Linked DNA regions of Homo sapiens: region 2 is linked to region 1. A link is an interaction called in ENCODE POLR2A ChIA-PET data of the cell type or tissue named here. Cell type or tissue: CD4-positive, alpha-beta T cell. All regions are shown on one strand. Each heading gives the region's core, and the rest is flanking DNA. Links, peaks and the distances in the headings are about the cores only.

The links. Peaks named below come from ENCODE experiments on the same cell type or tissue, not always from the same donor. Only the 100,000 strongest peaks of a DNase experiment are listed, where the experiment ranks them.
Region 2: POLR2A ChIA-PET joins it to region 1 with 5 read pairs; 2 of 35 experiments call an interaction of 5 or more read pairs at or near these places.

What each region holds. Positions count from the first base shown.
Region 1 is chr14:65,947,542-65,952,921 of GRCh38, reverse strand. No RefSeq gene overlaps it. Among named protein-coding and RNA genes, the nearest start is that of LINC02290, 160 kb to the left of the region's middle. In CD4-positive, alpha-beta T cell, for the core only: no CTCF peak of the experiment used is centred there; a DNase peak (open chromatin) is centred at 2,511.
Region 2 is chr14:65,792,778-65,798,157 of GRCh38, reverse strand. No RefSeq gene overlaps it. Among named protein-coding and RNA genes, the nearest start is that of LINC02290, 320 kb to the left of the region's middle. In CD4-positive, alpha-beta T cell, for the core only: no CTCF peak of the experiment used is centred there; no DNase peak of the experiment used is centred there.

The sequences.
Region 1 (5,380 bases), core at 186-5,185:
GGAGCAAGTGACTGGGGTTAGCTGGGAAGAAGATGTAGCCAAGGGGAAGACAGGAATCTGGCATCAGCAATTAATCATGGCCAAATAAATCTGATATTTGACCGCAAGGATACCATCAGACACCCATTGAGAGCTTCAAGGAGTTCAGTTCCCTCAGTGATTACTAAAGCCAACTTTGATCATTTAAAAATCACGTTTTGTTTTTCCAGAGGAGTTTGGTCTTTATTCCTTAAGCAAACATTGATTTATCTCCTCTTTTCTGGGCAGAGATTCCTGTCGTATAACTGCTCTGGCTAAAACAACTCTTGCTGTGCTCCAAAGTCTCCATAGCCTGCTTGTAGGAAGAGAATATTTTAGTCTCTTAGAGCTGCCAACAGGCAAATAGAAGGTAAAGAAAAGACTGCCACCCCCACCCACTAGGTTTGGAACCATCAGAAACCAGAGCTCAAACTTTATAAATAGAGGCAGCAGCAGGGGAGTCACACTCACAAAAACCACTGGATGCTACAGCCTTCGGAAGTCCTTGTTTGGATAACCTCACTCAATAAATATCGTCAAGGTCAAAACCCAGACCTTGAAAGTGTGGTGGAGCCAAACCGTCTTCATTTGAAACTGCTGAAGGCAGGCTCCTTAAGTGTGGGAGACCAGGAGTCCAGGCCTTGAGATCTCAGATCTGGGAAACTCCTGAGGAAAGAGAAAAGGAAGCCTGGACCAAGGAGGGGGTGTCCCTGAGCTGAATCTGGAGGGTTGCAACTGACATCTCTGCTCCTCCAAGTGGGGCTCCTGGACCCACTCCCTCCACCACCCCCACAGAGGGGACATGTGAGCAGTTGGAAAACCACCGGACCAGGTGTGGTCTGGAGGCTGAGTAGATTCCTTCCCCATCACCCCCACCCCCACCCCCCATGAAGGATGGTAAAATTGCCAGAAAGCCACAATCCTCCCCTGGAAGGGAGACAGCATCTCAATCGTAGATCACTCTTTAAGTCTTTAAAGACACTTGCTTCCTCCCAGCTTATGGCTTTTGGTATATATTTGGCAGCAGAGGTGTGTTTAATTAGGATTAGAGGAAAGGTTCTGATACTGCCTGTGAACATCCTCAGCCTGAGTAAAGGCAAGAGTGGGAGACTTTACCCAAGCCAACCCGGTGATTCTGAGGTAGGGCACAGTGATCCAGGTGAATCTCTTCACCATCAGAGTTCAACAGCACACATCATTCAAAACCTTATTGGCCTCTCCCTCCATGGTGAAAAGAGCTCCTATTACGTTCCAGGAACTGTAATGGGCACCAAGGAGCAAAAATAAGTAAGGTTCTCTTTTGCTTTTGCCTTCACAGAACTAGTAGAGCAGGCAAACAGACACATCCAAACTAAGTTTTAACGCCATGGGATAAGAACCACAGTGGAGGTATTACAAAGTGCTATGGAAATACAAAGGAAGGCTGGGTCAGTTCTCATGGGAGGGGTAGGGCCAGGCAGGCTAGCAGGAAGAGCCTCTCATGAACTCTTTATTGAATTAATCAGTTGATCAATTTTAAATAAGGAGGTAGCGTTGAAGCTGGATCTTGAAGTATAAATAGGAATTCTTCAGCTCAAAAAGAGAATGGCGCCCCTAGCAGAGAGAAAATTTGAGCTACAGCTACCATTTAAGGTGGTGCTTTCCAAATTAGATATGCTCAGGAAGCCACTGCTGGGGTTCAAGGCGTACTCAAAGCCATGGAATAAGGATGATGTGCCTTTTCAGGGATGTTAATTTTGCTTAAATATTTGGGTAAAATAGGCTATACAAGAAGGAAGTAAAGGCATTTTTAAATTAAAATAAGCATGAATGTTACATAATAGAAGACAAAATTGACATGAACTTTTTTCTTTTGTTTGGTTTTGGTTTTTTTGTTTGATTGAGTTTTGTTAGATACAAGGTCTCACTCTGACACCAAAGTTGGAGTGCAATGGCACAATCATAATTCACTGCATCCTCGAACTCCTGGGCTCAAAGGATCCTCCCACCTCAGCCTCCAAAGTAGCTAGGACTACAGGCATGTGCCACCATGCCAAGCTAATTAAAAAAAAAGAAAAATTTTTTTTAGAGATAGTGTCTTGCTATGTTGCCCACATTATTATCAAGCTTCTGACCTGAAGGAATCCTCCCGCCTCAGCCTCTCAAAGTGCTGAGATTACAAGTGTGAGCCACTGCACCTAGCTGACATGAATTTTTAAGATAAATCATTAGCCCTCAAAAATAAAATAAAATAAAATACTGTGTGCGAGCGGGGTTAGGGGGTTCTGCCTTCTGCTACAGACCCAGATCCCAAGGTCTGTGTCTCTTTCATCTGTCATTTAGGGTATTCTGAAGGAAAGGAAGAGAAGCCTGGTTTACATATAATCTGGGGATCAGGGTGTTGTGTGAGGTGGTCCAGTGGCTGATCACGGCCGGGCAGCCAGAGCCACACAGTGATGAACTTCACAGAGCATGTGAGTGAGTTTGGACTGTACTTGGTAAGTAGAGGAGAGTCCTTGGCAGCCTGCCCAGACAAGGTGACTATGCTGCTTAAGCTGCACTGTGATCCTCACTACACGGACTTGCTGTCTGGACAACATAACTAAAGCACAGTGCTGACCTATTCATTCCCCTGCTCAAGACTTTCAGGGGCTTCTTGTGGCTGCTGAATGAAGTCCAAACTATAAGCAAACCTGGGCTGCAATGTGGAGAATGGATTGCAAGCAACAAGACTGACGGTGAGGAGATGGGTGAGCAACCTGGGAAGCTGTTCTAGACTGAGGCAAGGAAGCACAGTGGGAGTGGAGAGAAGCAGATGGCATTTGAGGTCCTCATTGTTCTCTAACTTGCCATTACAACCTCCATCTCTCATGTACATTTTTCTACATTTGAATCAAGCTAAATGACTCACTACTACTTGTGGTTTCCTGCAAACACATTTTTGCTCATTCTGTTCCTTCTACCTGAAATGTCCTTTCTTGACCCCATCTCCTCCTGATGAAAAGGGCACCTGTCCTTCAGGGTCCAGCTCAAATAATCTTGGAAGCCTTATGCTAAGCATCTGCTATGTGCCAGGCACCATGCCACATGCTTTGCATACTCTCTAATCTCTATTCCCTGCAAAGTGAGTAGCACTATCTCTGTTTGCAGATGAGGGAATGGAGCATCAAGGAGGTTAGGTAACACACTCAAGGCCACTTGGCTTGCAAGAGATTGAACCAGAATTTGAATCCTGATCTAGCTGATGCTAAAACCTGTATTTTTTCTACAACCCCAGACTACCTGCTCCTTCAACTGACTTTCCCTCATAACCAAGCCTACACATGAATTGAATTCCTCCCGTATTTTCTCAATATAGACTGGCACCTCTCTGGATATATAGCATTATTAGAATTGTGGGGTATGATGAAGGAGATATGGGTAGACAAGAAGCCCTCTACCTTTTTCGTTTAATTTCTTTTGAATCGAGGTGGGGTCTCACTCTCTCACCCAAGCTGGAGTTCAGTGGCGCGATCTCAGCTCACTGCACCTTCTGCCCCCCAGGCACAAGTGATCCTCTCACCTCAGCCTCCCGAGTAGCTGGAATTACAGGCACATGCCACCATGCCCGGCTAAAGACCACCTTTAAGAACAACACTGTTTCCATACTCTAGCTTGAACTCTGGTGGCTGTGTGGCTTTAGGCAAGCCACGTCGCAAAACCGAGTTACACTTCATGGGATGATTGGAAAACAAAATGAAATAAAACAAATGAAGCTTGGCAAATGAGCATGCACTCAATAATTGGTTCCTCCTCCCTTGCACATGACAGTTGGTCAGTAAATGTTTTAAAGGCTGAGGGAACAAAATGCTGTGACATCACTTGATCGTTTTGTCTACATAAAGCTTTGAAAAAGTGGAAACTCTATGTTTAGGTCCCAACCCTCCACCCCCAGCACACACACACAGAGCTTTCAAATACTCTACAACATATATTTTCAAGTAAATTAAAACCCATTTTGGGAGCTTCTCAGACCTGCCAATCCCAGAGCCCAGTCTCTGAGCTGAGTTCAATCCCAGAGCCCACAGTGTGCTGTGCCTGTGGGGGCTGCCCTGCCTCAGGGCTGGAGTCTGTACCTCACCAGGTGCTTGCAGAAGAAAGGGCCCTGAGATGCCCTTTATCCTGACTACTCCTGCCTCCCACCCGCTCAACTAATCACCAAGCCTGTGGGTTCTACCATCCGCTTCTCTCCCTCCCCTCTGCCCTCTGCGGATAGAGCTCTTCCATTTCCCTGCGTCCTGCCTCCAGTGTCATTGATTGCCCTGAATTCTTGACATTGCAGCCAGGGTGATACAGTGGTGAACAAAATGAAGCCTGCCCTCATGAAGATCAAAATCTTCAAAGGCTGTTTAGAAAGTTCACCGGTGTCTCCGCCCTCCTTGCTTCCCAGCCTTGTTTATTCCCCGCATTCCTCTGGCATTCTCCACTCCAGTCACACTGAGTCTCGTGTCTCACCAACACAGCTTGCTCTTCCTCCCCTCTGGGACTTTGCATATGCCCTTCCCTCTGCACGGAGCATCTTTTCCCTACGCATCATCCCTGCCACTTGACTGCCAGCTCCTCTTCACCCTCCCAGTCTCAGCCTCAAGGTCACCTCCTTCAGGGAGCCTTCCTTAACCCCCAAAGGCACTGGCTGCCCCTGCTATGTGCACCCTTAGCACTGTGGTTTTTTTTTTTTACTCTCCTTGAAGTCAGAGACCATGTTTTATATTAACTTTATATATTTCTGTCTCTCAAGGGCATAACACAGTATCTGAGGCTAGTATATCACTTGTTGATGAAATGAATAGTTGAAGCAGCCAGTCCAGCCTGTGACATGAGGTGTGCTGAGCTCTCCCCAGGTATAAATACCCTTCAGCAGTCCTGCCTGGGCATCTGAAACTTCGGAGGGGCTGATGGAGAAGAGGAAAGGAGCAGAGAGGCTGAACAAACAAGTGTTTGGCGTCCATCCTGCCTCTCTCCCTCTGTCCCCCAAAACAGTGCAAATCAAAATTCAGTGGGAATCTGTTCAGCATCTGGATGATGGAAATGACATTTTCTTCCTTGCCAGGCCGTTTTGCAGCCCTCAGGGTCCATTGTTTCTATTAACTTTTAATGAACTTTTTTTTTTTTTTTTTAAAGATGGAGTCTTGCTCTGTCACCCAGGCTGGAGTGCAGTGGCGTGATCTCGGCTCACCGTAGCCTCCACCTCTGCAGTTCCAGCAATTCTCCTCCCAGGAAGCTGGGATTACAGGTGTCTGCCACCATGCCCAGCTAATTTTTGTATTTTTAGTAGAGACGGGGTTTCACCATGTTGGCCAGGCTGGTCTCAAATTCCTGACCTCAGGTGATCTGCCCACCTTGG
Region 2 (5,380 bases), core at 54-5,053, 150 kb after region 1:
TAGCCCCTCTCCCCATCCATGTGGGGATGTTTTAGGAATTAATGAGTTATTTCATGTGGAGTACTTGAAATTCTGCCAATAAATGTAAGCCATTGTAATTATCGTTGCCATCCTGTCATCTCTGTTTGTGTTTTTGTCATGACTTGTGTGTATGTGTTTCCTCCCTCGGGACCCCGTTGAGAGAAAGGACTATGCCTGTATCATCTTCATATCCCGCATGGCAACTGACACAGTGTGGGCCACCTGCAGCACCTTCACTAAACGTTTGCTGAACGGACAGCAAGCAGAACCATCTCAATGCTTCCCCTTCATTCCTCTGCTCTCCGCCTGCCACTGCTACTGTAATTCAACCTCGAACAACCCATCACCATCAGAATTTGTAATTATTTATTTATTGTTTTGCAATTATTTGATTATCATCTGACATTTCCACCAGACTCTAAGTTCCCTGAAGGCAGGGATATATATATATATATATTTTTTTTTTGAGATGGAGTTTCACTCTTATTGACCAGGCTGGAGTGTAATGGTGCAATCTCAGCTCACTGCAACCTCCACCTCCCGGGTTCAACTGATTCTACTGCCCCATCCTCCCGAGTTGCTGGGACTACCACACCTGGCTAAGTTTTGTATTTTTAGTAGAGACGGGGGTTTCACCATGTTGCCCAGGCTAGTCTTGAACTCCTGACTTCAGGTGATCCACCCGCCTCAGCCTCCCAAAGTGCTAGGATTACAGGTGTGAGCCACTGCACCCGGCTGGGGTCTTATTTTTTTTTAATCTCACTATTATGTCCACAGACCTAACACATACGGTAAATAGCTTCCCCAAAAAGATTTTCAATTAGCAAACTCTAATTAATCAAAAACTAATTCATTCATTTACCAATGGATTTCTTTTTTAGTTATTTTATTATTCTAATATAATAGATGGTTCTGAATATTATAGTGGTTCTGGTCAATGAGTGCTCCTAGCAGCTAGACCTAGTCAGGGGTCGTGTCAGGGTCCAGGGCAGTGAGTATTAATAGTTGGATTGTTGCCTGCAGTCCAGTGCTAAGCAGGCATTCAGAGTGTGGGCTCTGCCATCAGCTGGGCTAGTGTAGGACCCCCTCTTACCACCTGCGTGACTGTAAACAAGTAACTTTTCTAATTTGTTAAGTGGAGATAAAAGGAGATCTACTTCATAGGGTTACTACGCATGTAAAATGCTTACTCAAAAGTTGGTTACTATGAGGATAATAATATTGGCTTCCAAATAACATTACAGACTAGCTTAATTAAACTTTTATGAGCTAGATCATGTGCTTCAATTTTCTTATCTATAAAATACTACATTCAAGTTCTTATTATATGATAAAAATGATGAGCTATTTACAAGGGAACAACAATAATAGAAATTTAGGGCCCATCTAAGTACATCCTAACCCCTGACCAGAAATTGTGACGGCTTAGTTTCTAGAAAATAAAGCCGTCACATGTTCTGCTTCCTTAAAGAAAGTTTGAGCAAATTTTAAACGCTCCTTGGGGAAAAACTAAAATGAGTAATTCTAGAACCAGGACAGAGAAAAGAAAGAATGGATCAACTCAACCACATTCTATAAGCCCTTCTAGCTGTAGCCCTTTACTTCCCAAGAATGTTGATGACAAACACTAAACATCATTATGACCCTAATAAAATTTAGGGTCCTACACGATCAGTCTGTGCACATTCAAAATTGCACAATACAGGGGCCACATGTAATTAAAGGGAACTGCTCATCTTCACTTGTAGCTCACAAAGTACATTCAAAGAGATTCGATTCCTAACTCAGCACAACACATCTCAACTCGCCTCCTCTCTGCGTGATGCTGTCTGGGAGATCCTCTAAACCTCAAATTCTTCCTTCAGCCCCAGCACCTGAGAAGGGAGACAGATCTTTCTCGTGTCTCCTCCGCAGTCACTCTCTGTATTGACTGATTTGTTCCTCTGTCATCCCACTCCCAACTCTTTTAACTTATCCCCCTCGCTCCACATCACAAAAGATCCTGGACCAGGGCTGGCAAAATCTCTCCTTTCCTGGAGGATTGAATGGAGGCAAGTAGTGTGGGTAGAAGGCGGTCATTGTCTTCCCAGCATCCATCGCCTCCTCTTTTAGTAGCTGCAAATTTTGATTTCCTTTGCTGACTGCGGGTCATTTTAGTGGAACTGCCAATGAGTACCTGGCCAAGGGGAGAGCACGTGACTCAGGCAAGATGAGGCCAACCCTCCCCATTCATTCTCATGGCAGTCCCTGGTTCTACCCTGGCTGGTTCCTGCCTCTCACCAGCTCTAGCTGCCCAGATCACTGACATCATTTTCCCAGCCTAATTCTTCTGTCTTCCCTTGGACTCTGTGAGCTGTCTAAAGTACTTCCAACAAATTTGTCTGCTTAACTTACCCAAGTTGATTATTGTTGTTTGCAACCAAAGAACACAAGCTGATATCTAAAACTCACTTTTTAATTTAATTTTTTTTTTTTTGACAGGGTCTCACTCTGTCACCTAGGGTGGAGTGCAGTGGCACAATCTTAGCTCACTGCAGCCTTGACCTTGTCAGGCTCAGGTGATCCTCCCACTTCAGTCTCACAAGTAGCTGGAGCTACAGGCACATGCCACCTCGCCTAGCTAATTTTTTGTTTTTTGTAGAGATGGGGTTTTGCCATGTTCCCCAGGCTGGTCTCAAACTCCTGGGCTCAAGCGATCCTCCCACCTTGACCTCCCAAAGTGCTGGGATTACAGGCGTGAGCCACTGTACCTGGCCTAAAACTCACATATTAATAAATCTTGTCGTCACCTTAGTTTGTAAGAATATGGTGCAGCATGGACTAGTGAACCTAATCTTAACTGATGCAGTTATTACAACTCCAGTCAAAAGTTAGCTTTTATGAAACCTGCTTTTTACTACTTATGTCTATCCCCCACGAAAATCATTTGAGCATGTTGAAAATTCCTAGTGAAGAAAGGAATCACGGCTACTCATTTTGTAAAACCTACATTTACCCTCTAGAGGCTACTCAGAGTAATAAAAACCACACATGGCAAGGTGTCAAAATATTTGGCCTCTCTCATTTACTGGCCGTGTATCTGCAGCTCAATCATTTAATTTCCCTGACCTTCATTTACCTTGTGTATAAAAATACAGATAATAATATCAGCTCTTTCTACTTCTCAAGGTGATTGTGAGGTCCAAATTAGAAAATCAAATGAAAAAATGCCTTGGGAATCATTAACTTTGGGCCTATGGCCCAGGCAAAAATTAAAGCCAACTATGGGCACTGTCTTCTCCTAACTGGTTCTTCTTCCTCTTACCTCCTGGCTTAGCTATTCTCTTCACTGCTTCCCCCTCCCTTCCCGCTGTTATAGTCCCTGTGAGTAAAATTGCCCTTTCTCAGCTACCATCACGGGTCTGGATGAAATACGCCAGATGAAATACAGGTATGTCAGGATCAGTAGTATCATCCTTTTACAACGTGAATTCCTAATTAGACTGCGTCCATCTCAGTTTTTTAAAAAATGAATTTGTACGCAGTACCTAACTTCAGACCACAGCATGGAGGCACACACTCAACACAACCCAGAGGGACGATGATGGGCCCACTCGAAGTGGAGTCTCCTGGGCTTAGGAGAACCGAGATCCTCTCTGAGCTTTGCTTTTTTTTTTTTTTTTTTTCTATTAGAAATCAAGATGGAAGAAAAATGTTCCTCATTCTGCACTCTTGAAAGTAAGAAATTGTTACTTTATTGCAACTTGGTTAGCTAGAGATCTTAACCAAAACCTGCAATTATAAATGGTTTCTACTCAAATTTCTGTTAAAAACAAACAAACCACATTCTAAGAAGAGGAGGGAAGTGCCTGGTGGAGAGAGAAGTGGAGGCAGAAACTCTGAAGATGTAGACAGCAAAGGAGCAGGACAAGATGCCCAGAGTCCAGAGGCCACGGCTGAGGAGTGTGGGGAGTTGAGGGCAGAATTCTGTGGTTACCATGGGGCTTACGTTCAGAGCAAGCCACGGGCTCCACTGCCTCTTCTGCCCCATAGTGACGAACTACTTAATGAGAGCCACTGGAGCTTTTCCTAGGGACTACCAGCAAGTTGCTTTCCAGGACACTGTAGCCTGTTAATAATGTAACAGCAATCATCGCTGAGCTCTCACCAACTGCCAAGATGCCACACTAAATTCTTTTAAAACTCTTGCAGGTAGGTACTGGGGTCAATTGTATTGTCATCTGAGTATTTACTGCCCTTCCAAGGGAGAGCGGATACTCTTTTCCCCATTGATTTGGATGTCACCAATGATCCCCTCACCCCACCTTCTGCCACTGAAATGGCAAGCGACCCAGACAGGTGCTCCTGTGTTAGCCAGGGCCAGAGAGAAGATGACAGGGAGCGGCAGAGCTGCAACTGCTTCACCATGAACATGAGCATGAGCAAGAAATAAACCTTTGTGCTTGTTTAATACCGCACAATGTATTTAAGCTGACATTATCATGGGGCCGTTGGAGGCTCAGAGAGGGTAACGACCCAAGGTCACACTGCCAGTGGGTGGCAGCGTCCTTCTGAGTGAGCATGTCGCCATATCCTTCCTGGACACCCTCTCCCTGTTGCCCCTCTTCAGCCACCTGCCCTCATGTGCATCTTACCTGGCGTTGGCTCTCCATGAAAGCCAACGACAAAGGCAGCCCTCACTTCTCACCTCGGTTGGCTTCTCTTTAGCACAGGCGCTGCTAACCATTTCCTCCTTCCTCAAATGCTCCCGTGGGAACCTCCATGACCTTGCCTCTCTCCGGACCTCTTTTGGCATTTCTTTATCCCCCCCGCCAGGCAGCCTTGACTTTGTAGTTACAGCAGAGGCTTTACAATCAGACTGACTCCACAAGATCAAATATACAGTCTTTATTTCACCAGCTGTGTGATCGTGGGCAAGTCACTCATCCTCTCTGAGCCCCGGGTTCGTAAATAGAAAACTGGAATAAGAACACCTCCCTTGGCCGGGCGCGGTGGCTCACGCCTGTAATCCCAGCACTTTGGGAGGCCAATATGGGTGGATCACCTGAGGTCAGGAGTTCGAGACCAGCCTGGCCAACATGGCAAAACCCCATCTCTACTAAAAATACAAAAAATTAGCTGGGCCTGGTGGAGGGCGCCTAGAATTCCAGCTACTTGGAAGGCTGAGGCAGGAGAATTGCTTCAACCCGGGAGGCAGAGGTTGCAGTGAGCCGAGATCGCACCACTGCACTCCAGCCTGGGTGACAGAGTGAGACACTGTCTCAGAAAAAAAAAACCTCCCTTGCAGGCTGTGGTGAGCATCACTAAATGGGCAGGCATGAGAACGGGAACATGCCAACCAGGGGACTACCCAGGCCCT